Regions from separate parts of the Homo sapiens genome. Here region 1 is linked to region 2. A link is a loop called in an ENCODE intact Hi-C map of the cell type or tissue named here. Cell type or tissue: MCF 10A. All regions are shown on one strand. Region 1 overlaps IL1RAPL1 (interleukin 1 receptor accessory protein like 1). Region 2 overlaps IL1RAPL1 (interleukin 1 receptor accessory protein like 1).

Evidence for each region. Hi-C counts contacts between places; a loop is a spot of excess contacts. Peaks named below come from ENCODE experiments on the same cell type or tissue, not always from the same donor. Only the 100,000 strongest peaks of a DNase experiment are listed, where the experiment ranks them.
Region 1: it touches region 2 in a loop (9-fold over the local background); 2 of 110 quality-filtered maps call a loop at or near these places.

The regions. Positions count from the first base shown.
Region 1 is chrX:29,465,631-29,473,630 of GRCh38, forward strand. The region is part of intron 5 of IL1RAPL1 (interleukin 1 receptor accessory protein like 1); the gene reads left to right. Among named protein-coding and RNA genes, the nearest start is that of MIR4666B, 100 kb to the right of the region's middle. In MCF 10A, no CTCF peak of the experiment used is centred here; a DNase peak (open chromatin) is centred at 4,591.
Region 2 is chrX:29,659,115-29,667,114 of GRCh38, forward strand. The region is part of intron 5 of IL1RAPL1 (interleukin 1 receptor accessory protein like 1); the gene reads left to right. Among named protein-coding and RNA genes, the nearest start is that of MIR4666B, 89 kb to the left of the region's middle. RefSeq lists an enhancer at 2,662-3,861. In MCF 10A, no CTCF peak of the experiment used is centred here; DNase peaks (open chromatin) are centred at 3,157, 3,747 and 4,077.

The DNA of each region.
Region 1 (8,000 bases), 190 kb before region 2:
AGAATGGGCATTGGGATTTTTTAAAGATCTGAAATTGTTTTAATGGACAGCCACAACCGAGAACAACTGATATGTATTTCTTCTTTTAATTAGGTAGTTCTCAAACTCAACTGCCCATTGGAATCATCTGTGGAACTTGGCAAACTATTAGTGATTTGGTTCCATTTCTAGAGACTCTGATTTAATTGCTCTGGGGTAGGTCCTCTTGGTACTTTTAAAAATGCTCACTAGTTAATTGTGATTTGAGATCCACCAATAGGATGCTCATACTGGGTTTACAGATTAATGTTTTTCTGCATATATGTGTCACTCAGCCTCAGTTACCACATCATTACTATTGGGACACAGCTCAGGTTGCCAAATTCAGCAAATAAAAATAACTTTTCCTGGATAAGTTTGAATTTCAGATAAACAACAAATACTTTTTTAGTGTAAGTATGTCTCATGCAATATTTGGGACATACACTAAAAAGTAAGTTTTTTTAATTTAAAATTCAAATTTAACCAGATACCTTGTATTTTATCTGGCAACTCTAAACACAGTATAATTTAGGCAAGAGACAGAGCAAGGCCCAAATAATGCATTATATGAAGTGTGACCACAATGGTGTTCAATCCATATTCCAGGACAGAACTAAGATATTCTTATTGTCCCCCAGCTGCCACAGAGTAACCATTCTATCCCATAATACTACTTTTAGGCGGTCTCATCTGTAGCATCCCTCTTATTTATTGAGCAAAAGCAATGGACAGATGTAGGAGACAGACAGAAAAAACCTGAAACCTCCTGTCCCATCAGTGTTAAATCTTTTGGCAACAGAGAGTGTTAAATCTATTGGCAGCATAAGCTGAAATCATGGGACTGAAACTTATGACTTAAAAAAAGACAAACAAACAAAAATCCTGTGGGTTTCTATTGTTTTTACTTATGCAATTTCTCAAATATTTTCATGTAATTATAGAAGAGAAAAAAAAACAGATTAGTGCTGAAGTTCTGATCACTGGCTGAACTTCATAGCCTTAGCAGCCACTGTTAAACTTCGAGGTTCTGTCGCATTTATAGTGACAGCCAATTCCCTCAGAGTTACACAGCAGTTGCTGGCAAGTATAATCTCACATTTGGCAAATGCTTGCATTTCTGAAGCTCACTTTTTCATTGGTTCTTCTCAACAATGCTGTGAAGTAGGCAGGGAAGTTATGATATCCATTATATAACTAAGGAAAATTAGAATCAGGAAAGTGTTGCCTTGACCTAGAGTAGTATTTCTTAACGTGTGGTCCTGGACAAACTGCCTCAGCATTACCTGGGAACCTGTTAGAGACAAAAATTCTGAAACCCTACCCCAAACCTACTGACTTAGAAACTGCAGGATAGGCCCAGTAATTTGTGTTTTTATAAGCCTTCTAGTGATTCTGTTGCATGGTCAAGCTTGAAAACCCCTGCCTTCAGGGGTATGTGGTCCCAGCTCAAACATTACTAATACTAATGTTTATTTATTTAATTTATAGTTTATTTGTCCCCCTGGAGTTTAAAGGCTGTGAGGTCAGGGATGGTGTCACACTGCCTAGGTATATAATAGATATGCAGCAAATATTGCAAAATAAATTAATGAAGACTAGAACGAGTGAATGCATGAATCCCACATATGGGGGCTTCCATTGCCATGCCTTGCCTTAAAAGAAGTGTCCTGTGCTTAGAAAATTCCATTGCTTCGCTCATTCTCTCTTTTGAAGAATCTCAGCTAATGGGAAGAAAAATGGTTGACTGCATGAATTTATCCACAGGCATATTGAGACTAGATATTTCCCTTGACCCCTTAGTGGGACTTGCGAAGGGGTCGCTCACTTACTCAGCCTGCAGCACTCAAACCCCTTGAGGGAGGGGGAGCACACAGGTGAGCGGATGTGGGAGAGCCAGGGCCAAGTGCCTTTGGGCACCGGCAGGAATGAACCTTGTACTGGCCTGTGGCAGAGTACCACGTAGTACCTGGAAGGCACCTTAGTTTATCTAGTTCAGTCCTCTCATTGTATACATAAAGAAGGTAAATTTGTGAGTGGTAAAGTCTGTATCTACGCAATAAAATACTTCAATAGCTGGGGCTAGAACTCTGATGCCTTTATTCCCTTTAATATGCAAAGGTTTTGAGTACAGTGTCCTGTGAAGAATGCTTGAAATCTCACCATGGGGAATGTCACCAGTGCAATTCTGCTGTCTTTTATTTTTATTTTTATTTATTTTATTTTTTTAGATGCAGTTTTGCTCTTGTCGGCCCAGGCTGGAGTGCAGTGGCACAACCTCCGCTCACTGCAACCTCTGCCTCCTGGGTTCAAGCAATTCTACTGCCTCAGCCTCCTGAGTAGCTGGGATTACAGGTGCCTGCCACCACGCCTGGCTAATTTTTGTGTTTTTGTTAGAGACAGGGTTTCACTATGTTGCCCAGGCTGGTCTCGAACTCCTGACCTCAAGTGATCCAGCGCCTCGGCCTCCCAAAGTGCTGGGATTACAGGCGAGAGCCACTACGTCTGGCCAATTCTGCTGTCTTTATTTCTGCTTAATTATTACTTTTAATTTCATTATTTTATTACAAAACTTTAACTTTTTATATTGAATGGTATTATTAATATGGAATTTTGTATTTATAAAGTAAAGATTGAAGGAAGCGTATTTACTGCTAATGGAAAGTATCGCTTACTTTTTCCTTCAAAGCAGGAAAAGCAATGTGCAAACATGTAAGTGAAGGAAAAATCCAACCAAATCTCTTACCCGAGTATCTACATTAATATTGTTTGGTGGGTGAGATATTTCTGCAATTCTGCAGTATTAATCCATCCTTCTTTATTATGTCCACCGAAGGTGTAACACTGATTACAGTATGTTTTAGGGAAAACAATCCTCCTAGGCATAGTGGCGATAATTCTTCGACTTTTTTACTTTGCTGTCTTGGCTCATCACGGTGACCTTTAATTCATTTTCTCTTGTCTGGTCTTCTTTGCAGACACTACGAAGCCACTCTGTGGTGTCTATTGAGCTAAAGTCAATTAATCACAGGGTGACTTTTAAAAAATCAAGATTAATAATAGGTTATTTCATAGCCAGAATGCTTGATTAAGATGGGCACATTTGTGGTTCCCCTCATGGCTAGAAATAATTTAGCCAAGTTACAATATCTTGGGCAAATTTTTCTCTCTTATAATTTTCCCAATGAGAACTGCTCAGTTTAAATGGACTTCCCTAAGCTTCCATCAGGGGTTCTCAGAAGGGTTATACAAAATCACTTTCGTTAGCTACTGGGTACTCCTAAATGGAAGCATCTTTGTAAAGCCATGTAGCATTGGCACCTCTTCACAAAAACTTGGGGGGAGTCCGTGAAAAAAATAACGGGAAGTCTGTCTTTAAAGATAATAACGTCTGCCTCCAACATTTTACACATCTCAGTCATGCCCTGTGGTGGGAGCAAAAGAATTCTCTTTTCTCTTTAGTCTTGTGCCAAATTTTCTTTTCCTGTTGGCCTGAATCCACTAATGTCCTTGGTAGGTGGATCCTGGTGTATTAAAAGATTCATAGCATTTCATATTTATATTCTGCTTAACAATATGATGGTACACCTTAGCAGTTTAGCAAAATGGCAAATCTGTTTGCATAATAAACCATATAATGTGCTGCATCATCAATTTGACTTTGCTGGATGAACGAAGAGAACCAGTTGGCTCTGATGAAGTTGAGTTTTACAGGTCAATGCACCATCCATATTAAGGAAATCCAGGACAACTATGTACATATATATTGTAGCTAGAGGCTGAATACATTTTGTACAATATTTCATTTGCTGTTATAAAAGAAAAAAATATAAGCTTGGGTACAGCTACCATAGAAATCAATTTTTAGGTTTTATATTATTACTGCCTTTCTATTCCCCAGGTGTGCTTTTTCATAGCATCTCCATCCTAAACACAATTGCCTTTGAAGTACCAATATATCTCTTAGTGGATGACAATTTCCAAACTCTACTCAGAAAATACAGTGCAAATCCTGGTATAATATAATGGAACTACCAAGAGTTGTTATGGGGCTACATATTTTCTGTTCTCTACTCTCTTGAGATCTTAGCAAAATCCCTTCTTGGTAACCTTGGCTTATTGAAAAGGGCTAATTTATTTGGCATTAATCAGAAGACATATACCATCTCTCAACTAGACTCTCTCCACAACGTTCCTTTAAAATTTTTAATCTAGTGAAAACAGGGGGTAGCTTTATTCTGTAATAGTAATATGGTTCATGATATGGAGACTGCAGAAAGAAGACTGTAAAGCTGAATTTCACTGCAAGAAAATCGTGACTTCAATACTTCAGGAGAAAATCTTGTTGTTCAGTTTGCTGGAATTAATAGTTATTTTACCTGTCAAACTGTAGTACCATCGAAGTTTCACCAGACTGTCTAGAACAGACTAATTTGAAGAAGTACAATTTCCCAAGTAATGTTTTATTCTGCAGTCCCTCTCTTCAGGGCAACACACCCATGTAGGACCTCTCCCACTGCTAGTTTAGTCATGTGAAAGAGAATACCTCTTGTTGTTGCAAGTTATTTCATCATCATCTTGCTAAAGAAATGTCTCACTCTCCTAAGTCTCCAAGATCTTTTATTGGCCAGATTCCATATAAGGCTTTGTGTTCTACATTTGTGATCTAGGGAATTTAAAGCTTTTCACTTCTAGCTTACCAGAGGCTTCTGTATGTGGTAAATCATACATTGATATAAAAAGTAAATAATAATAATCATAATAATAGTTATGGCTTATGTAACCTATCTTTCTCAATAGTTATTGGACCATGATAAGTGATACCTCAATACCACATACCCCTTCACCCACCATCCACTATCTCTCATACCCTTCATAACCAAGCATCTTTTTTTCTTATACAATTTTATTAATGGAGATACAATTCACATACCATAAATCTACCATTTTATTTATTTTTAAAATACTTTAAGTTTAAAGTTTATTTTATTTAATTTATTTTAGAGATAGGGTCTCACTCTGTCATGGAGACTAGAGTGCACTGGCATGATCATAGCTCATTGCAGCCTCAAACTCCTGGGCCCAAGAGATCCTCCTGCCCCAGCCTCCAGAATAGATGGGACTACAAGTATGCATCGTGTCTGGTTAATTTTTTTATTTCTTGGCATAGACAGGGTCTTCTCTATGTTGCCCACTCTGGTTTTGAACTCCTGGCCTCAAGCAATCCTTTTGCTTTGGTCTCCCAAAGTGCCTGGTTTATTGACATGAGCCACTGTGCCTGGCCTACCATTTTAAATTGTACAATTTATTGTTTTTGATATATTTACAAAGTTATGCAACTATCACTACTGTCTAATTCCAGAACATTTTATCACCCCCAAAACAAACCATGCACCTGTTCACCAAAAAGTGACTGAAGCAGGTATCAATCAATAGAAGTTTATTTACCCAAAGTCGAGAAAGTACCTTGGAAAATATACAAATCACAGGAGCATCTGTGATCTGGGCTTTTTCCAAAGGAGGGGGTGGGGGAACTTCAGTATTTGAAGGGGAAAGAGCAAATAGGAGGGAAAAGAAAGGGAGAGAGGGTAGCCCCTGAGGTAAATGGCTAAATTCTAGTGAGGCTCTGTTTAGCTTCAGTAAATCTACATTTTACATGTGAAAAGAAGAACTAGAGGAAAAAGTCAATTAGGCATTTGTCTCAGGGTAGGCAGAGGGTTGATAAGCTGGCAATTGACATTGTCAGGGTTAGATTTCATAGAACTGGGTTTTAGGGCTAGTATATATAGGAAGGGTATGTATCCTGGAAGATTTAGGTGCTCACGAGGCAATTCCTTGTGAGGGAGGCCATCTGGGGAGACATGTGCCCTTCTATAGTTATGGGAAACTGGCTTAGAGATGAGGCTATGACACGGTGTTGCTGAATTACAGCTATCTGGGAACAAAAAGGAAGGCAGCATTGTGATTCCGTTCCCAAGCTTAACTTTGCCTTTGGCATAGTAAGTTTGGAGTCCCAAGATTCTATTTTCTTTCACATATCCATTAGCAGTCACTCCTCTTTCCCCCTCCCCCTAGGCCCTGGCAAGCACGAATCTACTTTCTGTCTCTATGAATTTGCCCATTTTGAATATTTCATATAAATGGAATCATCCAATATGTGACTTTTTGCGTCTGGTTTCTTTCACTTATCATCAGGATTTCATGGCTCATCCATGAAATGTCTCAGTACTTTATTACCTTTTATAGATGAATAATATTCCATTGGGTATACCAAATTTTGTTATGCACACATCAGTTGATGGAAATTTACAATTGCTTTCATTTTGAGGCTACTATGAATAATGGTGCATAGCCAGTCATCTTGATAGAGTTGTCTATACTCACTTTCTTTTTCTCCTCATTTCCTATTTACTCTTCAGCCTACTCCAGTTTGATTTCTGCTCCAGTCACTTCCCTAAAATGGCTTTCTCTGGTGTCACCAGTGATGGCTATACAACTAAATCCTACCCATTTTTCAGTGTATGTTGCTACCTATATCTCACAGCTCTAATTTGACACTGTAGTGTAGACCATGTCCTGTCTTCCCTTGATATGTATGAAAGTACACTCTTCTGGTTTTCCTCCTGTCACCATGGCTGTTGCTTCTCTGTCTCTTTTGCAGACTCACTTTTTCTCCTTGGCTAGTAAATGTGGGATTTACTCAAGACTGAGTCCTTGGGCACCTTTTCTTTTCACTCACAAGACCCATTCTAGGTAATTTGACCTCCACCTATGCCTTCAACAATCATGTATGTGCTTTTAACTACAAATTTATGTTTATAAGTTAGATTTTGGAACTGTATACCTGTCAAGGCCAGACTAATTTATTTACCCTGAATATATAACCATCTTACATTTTTTTATTTTCTTAGAGGATGATTTCCATTACTCACTCAGCTTGACAAGGCACAACATTTTTAAAAAATCTTTCTGATGGATAATAATCAAATAGTTAACAGCTCTGGACACTGGCTGCCTGGGTTCAGATCCAAAGTCTACACATACTCCCCGTGTGAACTTGGAGAAGTCACTTAACCTTTCTGTGTCTGTTACCTCGTCAGTAAGATGGGTACTTTTCAGGGTTGATGAGATGATAACATGAAATGTAAATACGCTGAAGATTTTAGAATCATGCCTGGCGTGAACTAAATACTTTAAATGTTCACCATTTTCCCTCTGCCTCATCTCCCATCTCTAATTCTTTTCTTTATGTCTAAAGCCAGCCAGACACACAGCTTCCCGGTGCTTTAGATATAAAGGCTAAAATGTGTAGCCTGGCCTGTTGTATTAGCTTCGTAGGGCTGCTATACCAAAATACCACAGACTGGGTGGCTTCAACAATATCAGTTAATTTTCTCACAGTTTTGGAGACTAGAAGTGTGAGATCAAGGTGTTGGTGGGGTTGGTTCTTTTTGAGGGCCATGAGGGAAGGATATGTTCTAGGCTTCTGTCTTTGGCTTGTAGAAAGCCATTGTTATCTTCTTGTTGTGTCTTTTCACATCTTCTTCCCTCTATGTGTGTCTCTTTGTGCAAATTTTTGTTTTATAATAAGGACATGAGTCAGATTAGATTAGAGGCCCACCGTACTCCAGCATGACCTCATCTTAACTAATTACATCTGTAATGACGTTATTTCCAAATAAGATCACATTCTGAGGTACTAGGGGTTAAAGCTGCAATATATAAATTTGAGAGGGATGGGACACAATTCAGCCTGTCACGTTTGGTTAGTCTTCTGCCAGCCTCTCCAGGTACATTTTTACTCTATGCTTTCTCAGCCTCTCAGCTAGCCATCCACACAGTAGCCTTCTTTTAAATGGGCCACAATCTTCCAGCCTTTCCAGACCTCTTTCTAAAAGATATTTCTTCAGCTAGAACACTCTTAATTCCATCTCACTGCCCCGCCCCCCACCCCCCACGACCCCTCAGAACACAGGCCATTT
Region 2 (8,000 bases):
TGGAGGCATCACACTACTTGAGTTCAAATTGTACTACACAGCAACAGTAACCAATACAGAATGGAACTGGCACAAAAACAAACACATACACCAATGGAACGAAATAGAGTTGTTATGACCAACCATTCTATTCTCTACCTTCATAAGATTGACTTGTTTTGCTCTCACATATGAGTGAGAAAATGTGATATTTTTCTTTCCGTGCCTGGCTTATTTCACGTAATATAATGACTTTCCATCTATCTTGCTGCAAATGACAGATTTTCATACTATTTTATTGCTGAATAGTATTCCAATGTGTACATATGCCACATTTTCTTTTTATTATTTTGAGGAAACTCCATAGAGTTTTCCACAATGGCAGTACTACTTTACGTTTCCACCAACAGTGTACAGGCATTCACTTTTCTCTGCAGCCTCTCCAACATTTGTTATTTTTTGTCTTTTTGATAATAAATAGCATTTCTAGCTGGGCTGAAATTTCTCTTCGTGGTTTTTGTTTGTGTTTTTGTTTTTGGTTTGTTTTTGAAACGGAGTTTTGCTCTTGTTGCCCAGGCTAGAGTGCAATGGCGCGATCTCAGCTCACTGCAACCTCCGCCTTCCGGGTTCAAGCGATTCTCCTACCTCAGCCTCCCAAGTAGCTGGTATTACAGCTATTTGTGGTTTTAATTTGCATTTCTCTGATGAAGATTTTTGCTGTTGAGTTGTTTGAGCTCTTTATATATTCTACTTACTAATCCCGTGTGTATTAGTTCATTCTTGAATTCATATAAGGAACTACCTGAGACTAGGTAATTTATGAAGAAAAGAGGTTTAATTGACTCACAGTTCTGCAGGCTGTGCAGGAAGCATGGCTAGGGAGGCCTCAGGGAATTCACAATCAGGCAGAAGTGAAGAAGAAGCAGGCACATCTTCATATGGCAGAGCAGGAGAGAGACAGCGAAGGGGGAAGTGCTACACACTTTTAAACAACCAGATCTCCTGCGAACTCACTCACTATCATGAGAACAGCAAGAGGGAAGTCCGCCCCCATGATCCAGTCACCTCCCACAAGGCCCCTCCTCCAACATTGAGGATTACAATTCGACATGAGATTTGGATGGGGATGCAGAGCCAAACCATATCACCTTGTCAGGTAGATCATTTGCAGATAATTTCTTCCATTTTGTAGGTTGTCTCTTCACTTTGTTAACTGTTTCCTTTGCTGTGCAAAAGCTTTGTAGCCTAATGTAATCTCAATTATCTGTTTTTGCATTGGTTGCCTGTGCTTTTGAGGTCTTAACCAAAAAATCTTTGCTCAGAGCAATGTCCCCTAGCATATCCCCAATGTTTTTGTCTAGTAGTTTTATACTTTCAAGTCTTATATTTAAGTCTTTAATCCATTTTGAGTTTATTTTTGTATATGGTAAAAGATGGGTATCTACTTTTCTGAATATGAATATCCATGTTTCCCACACCATTTATTAAAGAGACTATCCTTTCCCCAATGTATGTTCCTGGTGCCTTTGTAAAAAATGAGTTGGCTGTAAGTGCATGGGTTTGCTTCTGGGCTCTCTATTCTGTTCCATTGGTGTATGTGTTTGTTTTTGTGCCAGTACCATTCTGTATTGGTTACTATTGCTTTGTAGTACAATTTGAACTCAAGTAGTGTGATGCCTCCAACTTTGTTCTTTCTGATTAGGATTGCTTTGGCTCCTTGGGCTCTATTTCGTTCCATATGAATTTTAGGATCTTTTTTCTACTTCTGTGAAAAATGACATTAGTACTTTGATAGGGATTGCAATGAATCTGTCAATTGCTTTGGGCAGTATGGTCATTTTAATGATATTAATTCTTCCAATGTATGATATGAGTGTGGGATGTCTTTTCATTTGTGTACATCCTCTTCAACTTTCTTCATCAGTGTTTTATAGTTTTCCTTGTAGAGATCTTTCATCTCCTTGGTTAAACTTATTCATAGGTATTCTATTTTTTGTGCTATTGTAAAGGGGATTTCTTTCTGAGCTAGTTAATTATTTGTGTATAGAAATGCTACTAATTTTTGTATGTTGATTATTATCCTGCAACTTCACTGAATTCATTTATCAAATCTAAGAGTTTTTTGGTGGAGTTTTTAGATTTTTCTATGTATAAGATCGTGTCATCAGCAAGTAAGGATAATTTGACTTCTTTCTTTCAAATTTGAATGCCATGTATTTCTTTCTATTGCCTAATTGTTTTTACAAAGACTTGCAGTACTATGTTGAATACAAGTGGTAAAAGTGGACATCTTTGTCTTGTTCCAGATCTGAGTGGAAAGGCTTTCAGTGTTTCCCTATTCAGTAAGTGAAGGATAGTAGAGATTAGCCAGAGCTTATCTCATAATAAATGACTATGACATTAGCCTAAAATATGAAACTTTCCAAGACCACTTCCCTTTGGGGGATCACAAGGAGATGAGTCATCAGTCACTGCCTTACATTTTTGAAATATAAATCAACATTGAATAGTAAAATTAGCCTTATGGATAAAAAGAGGTGACTAAACTGATTTATAAAAACTTGTCTCTGGATAATTAATCCACCCTAAACTTGCTTCTCTTATGTTGTCTCCACATATGGTTAAATGGTACCACCATTCATGTGTTTGCTCAAGCTCATAACTAGGGATCATGCCCCTTAACTCATGAACATTCGTTTATAATTCACATCTAGTCAGTCAGTAAATTTTGTTAGTTCTACTTACCAAATAGATACTTAAGGGAAAAAAATTCTACCACTTCCACCACCAACACTGTGCCGTCGCCTTTCAGTGGACTGCCTCAACATCTTCCTCCCTGCCTTCCTGCCTCCATTCTGCCTCTCTGCCTCCACACCACTTCATTCTCCCAGACTTGAACACCAAAATGCCAGAGTGATACCTCTGGTACAAATGCTACTTGGGGCTCTCTTATTTTTAAAACTCTCCAAAGCATTCCTCTTATACTTAAAATAAAACCCAAGTCCTTTCCATGTTCTACAAGGCCCTTCCTGCATTGGCCAGTGGCTATCTTTGAATTCATTGTCACTCTTTTTTTACATCATTATAGATACAGTGGCATTCTTTGCCCTCTCTTAAGCATGCCAAGTATACTCCATCTCAGCACCTTTGAACTTGCTCTTCCCTCTGCCTGGCATAAACATCCTCCAGGTTTTGCTATGACTCACTTCCTCCCTTCTCACAGATATGTTCCAAATGATCATCAGAGCAAGCTTTCCTGACAGTTTTTTCTAAAATAGCATTTACATTAGTCTCTATCTCTTTAGCTGCTTTAATTTTCATAGTACTTATAATCACCTGGCATTATATTGTGTGTGTATCAATTTATATGATTATTTTGCATCTCCTTCTCTGGAATGCAGGCTTCATGAAAGCAGAAGTTTTGTCTGTCTTGTTCACTATTATAGCCCCTAGTACCTGGTAGAGAGGAAATATTTTAAAAATATTTTTTGAATGAATAAATGAATATTTTTATAGTTTAATTACAAACCACACTTATCAAATTAAATGAACAAAATACTAAGTATCAAAGCTAGCCAAATGAATTCCTTGGCTTTCCTAAATACATGTCTTTTGATGGATATATTATGAGTTACTTCCTTGGAAGTATTTGTTCTGTCTCCTTGGCATGACTCTTAAGTTACCTTGTATATGTTGTTAGTTTAGTCATCAACTGACCTCCCCGCACCTTTCTGTTCAGTTGCTTAGTCACTCCTCACTCTTTGAGGCTCCTGAGGCTCCATGACTCCGTGGTTAGTCACCACAATTATTTGCAACAGAAAGGAGAAATGTTGCCAACCCCAAAGCATTAGAGATAAGTGAAAAATAGAGCACCCCTTTCACCCCAAGTGGATTCACCTAGTAAATGTTGATGTTTTCTTCTGTCCATTTCCTTCTTCTGCAAGGACCATGAGATTGTGTTTACATTCTACAGCTCTCACAAGATGTATGCTCCAATATTAGAAACTAATGTTTAAACATTCCAGGCCAAAGAAAGCAAAACTGAAATTCCACTCTTGAGTCATTCAGAGGTTGAAGCATTATGGGTGATCCAAGTTCCCCTGACTATCTGTGAACACAGGCAGTTGTTTGTCAATTCTTTTAAGTTAAAAAAAAATGCACAAACAACCTATTGTAAAATGGAGTGAGTCAGTGCAATTGCACAAAGCATGTTTTATTGTCAGCTGTATAAATCTGTGAATATTTTTCGTGACCAGTTTTAGTTGGTGGATTTAAATGAGGTCACCAAAAAGTTATCTCTGAGTATAGCACTCGCCACAGTGCATCATAAATATGCTCTCATCTATGAACATCCTTATGAATGACTCTATGTCTTACTCATTCTTTTATCTCTAAATTAGTACTGACTATTTTAGGTCCTTCATAAATGCTTTTGAAATTGGATTATGGAGGTATTTATAATTATCTAGATTATAAGCTCTTTCAGGACTAAATGCTATGTTTTGTTTACATTTGATCCCCTTATAGTCCTGTACATTGCCTTGCATATTTAAAAGTCTTTAGAATATTTTTGTTGAATTGATTTGTTAAGTATAGATCAATCCCCCTGCTATGGAAACTAATGTGGAAAGTGTTAATGATTCTTAAATCAGGGTCTAAACCCCTTTTGATCCTTTGGTTGGATGTCCAGTTCATTATTTCACAAATAGTAATATTTTTCTTGTCAGGCTATATAGGCTGCTAAATGCTATTATCCCAAACTTTGATGGATATAATTAGAACAGATTTATTTTCCGTCTACTATATGCAGGAACTTAATCTGTTTTCCTATTAAATCCTCACGACAATTCATGCAGGAAGACTATGTCACATTCTCCATATAAAAAGACTGAGACTAAGAGATGTTAAGTAATTTATCCAACTTGCCAAACAAATAAGGCAGAATCAGGAACTGTTAGACCTGTTTCCTTGAACACTAACTGTGTGAAATCTTTCCTACTCTACCACAATGCTTCTAAGAAACAAAGTGGGCCGGGCGCGGTGGCTCACGCCTGTAATCCCAGCACTTTGGGAGGCCGAGGCAGGCGGATCACGAGGTCAGGAGATCGAGACCAGCCTGACTAACGCGGTGAAACCCCGTCTCTACTAAAAATACAAAAAATTAGCCAGGCATGGTGGCGGGTACCTGTATTCCCAGCTACTCGGGAGGCTGAGGTAGGAGAATGGCATGAACCCAGGAGGCAGAGCTTGCAGTGAGCGGAGATCGCGCCACTGCACTCCGGCCTGGGCAACAGAGCGAGACTCCGTCTCAAAAAAAAAAAAAAAAAAAAGTGAAGGGAACTAGTTAAAATACATTATGAAAATTATATATGACTTTGAAAGAAACATTTTATGGTAGGATAAGTATAGATATCCAAAATGTATCGAATATTCTCAATAGTATTTGAGGGATTAGTATGTGAAGGATTAAAATTAACTTTTAAAGGCGTGATTGTTCAACAGAGAAAGATACATGTATTATAGACACCTCACATTTCTCTCCACGTTAAGAACTTTAAAAAGACTCAAGAATCTTGGCCTCTTTACCCTGGTGTTGTCATATTTGTTTTAGGAAGATAGTGTTTTACTTTTTACCGTTCCATAGCTCAAGTGTAAAAGGGATGGGGAAAAGAGGGAGAGGCTGTATCCCTTTATGAATACTCAGGAAAAGTTAATATAGATAGGGAATCAATCCTGTACACATCTTCATGTGTTCTGACTTCTAGATGTTTCTCTAACTGGTAGCTAGTAAGAAAAATTAGTGTCCTTAAAATGTTCCTTCTATTATGCAGAAGCTTTGTCAACTGAGACATTAATAACTCTGTAAGAGAGGTCTGTTATTATTTAAATGTCTATAGAGCTTTACCGTTGTTAATAGGATGTTCTGAAGAATAAAATGAGGTCTTGAAAATACTTTTGTTGGTGAATACAAAGCTATGTTTAATGCAAAATTAGTGAGAGAAAAATCTCTACTATAATTGCTGTGGGTTTTTGTGGACAAAATATGATTAGGATTTAAAATTACCCTGTGCTTCATATCATTACTGTTACACTTTGTTTAGTTTTCAAAGTGATTTCCATTTGTGAGTGAGTGTGCATATGTGTGTATAGGTGTTTTCAAGGAAGAGAGAAATGTCTTCGTAACACAAGTTGTTTTCTTAACTATAAAAAGCCAGTTGGCTTAGTCATGGTCTAATGCTAAGAACGTTTCTTTTAAAATTGTAATTTGTTTGAATTTCCTTCTAGTTTCACCTTTGCCAGTGCAGAAAATAAAGAGGGTTTTTGTGGTTGTGTGTATGTTCATCTTGATTGGCCATTACCATAGCTGCATTTGTTTTCCAGTTCTGTGTTCTGTCAATTTAATCCAACTAATATTTATGAAATACCATAATGTTCCAGAAACATTCAAATAATGGAAAATTCAGCTCATATTCTTCCTTTGTGACTTTGTGACAGCAAAATTGGTCACCCTCAAGTGACTGTAGAACTGAGCTACATCTTAGCTTTAGCAGTCACCTCCTTTTCACAGTCATTTTGCCAATGTGTCAAATCAGTGGCTCAGCCATTGTGGTCTCTGGAAGTTTCCCTTCACTTCTATCAAAGACAGGCAAATCACATGAGAAATGTATCCAACTGATACCCATGATAATACCAAAACATGACACTTACAGATGATGACAGATTGCATGGCAAGAGCTCTCTGCCGTAGGTTATGATTATTTAGTTGCATGTTTCCAGTCTTGTAACAGATTGCACACACCTTGAGGGGAGACTGCACAGACCCATGCAATATTTGCTTGACAGAATTTTCCAAGGAGCACATAACAAAGAATGGGGAGGAAAAGATCTAGGAAGGATTCTAGTTTGAATTTGCTCTGTTATTTTTGGCAAGCCTTTTGATCTTTTTGTACCTCAGATCCTTGATCTCTAAAATAATAGAGTTGAATCAGTCCAGTTTTTTTTTAAGTTATTAATATTTTTTATTAAATTAAAATTTATTTTTAAATTTTTATTAAAGTTTTTTAACTACAAAGCACCGTAAGGTATAAGGACAGAAACTAAAGATATTCCAAACCCTGTATCATAATATCTGGCACATTATTCTGTTTAATATATATCAGTTGAATTGAATTGGATTTGTTTGGTCAACATCTTGGGTGAAATACTGATGTATAAGGTAAAATAAAAGCAGAACTAATTTTGTCAAAGAGGAATGGGTGGCACAACAAGGCAGGGAACTGAGCCCAGTGGGCACCCCCAAACTCCACCTACTCAGAGGGGCATGGTGAAAATCATACCATGTTAGAGAACACAGTTTCCAAATCAAAGAACTTAATAACCGTGTAATTCTTCCTGGCTTCAACATTCTATAATTCCATGACTGAGCTTTAAAGAATTCCTTTACTAACATCTAGTTTGCCACATGAAAGTAATATGAAAGATGTTAAGGATGTTGTAACATTATGCCGTCAAGTGGGTGGTGGGTTATGATGGAGAACCACAAAACCGTTTTGTATTTCTGAACAAATGTACTGCATACGGGTTTTATTATCTTTCTCTGTAGATCTTTATTTTTTGCCTTACTGCAAACTAATGTGGTATGCGTTTGAACAGGGAACAGTTCTCTCAGGTGCTTTCTGTAAAAAACTGTCAAGTCGTCTACTTGTAACTACATAGTCACAAGATTATATAAACTGACATAATTTACTGAATACAACACTTATTTAGATACCATAGTTGCTTTTGAAATTCACTGAAACCATTTGATAACCAGAGTCTAAGAAATGTAGATTTCCAACCTATTAATGGCAAACTATTTTGCCAATATTTAGTGAATATAAGCTGATTATTTAGGCAGTAGAAAAATAAAATCCATTAAGATCACTTTAGGCAGGAAATAAGAGTATTAAAGATTAATCAGAGTGATATCATATCTTTGAGAAGAATTTCAAAGCGATTGATCTCATCCTATTACCCAAACT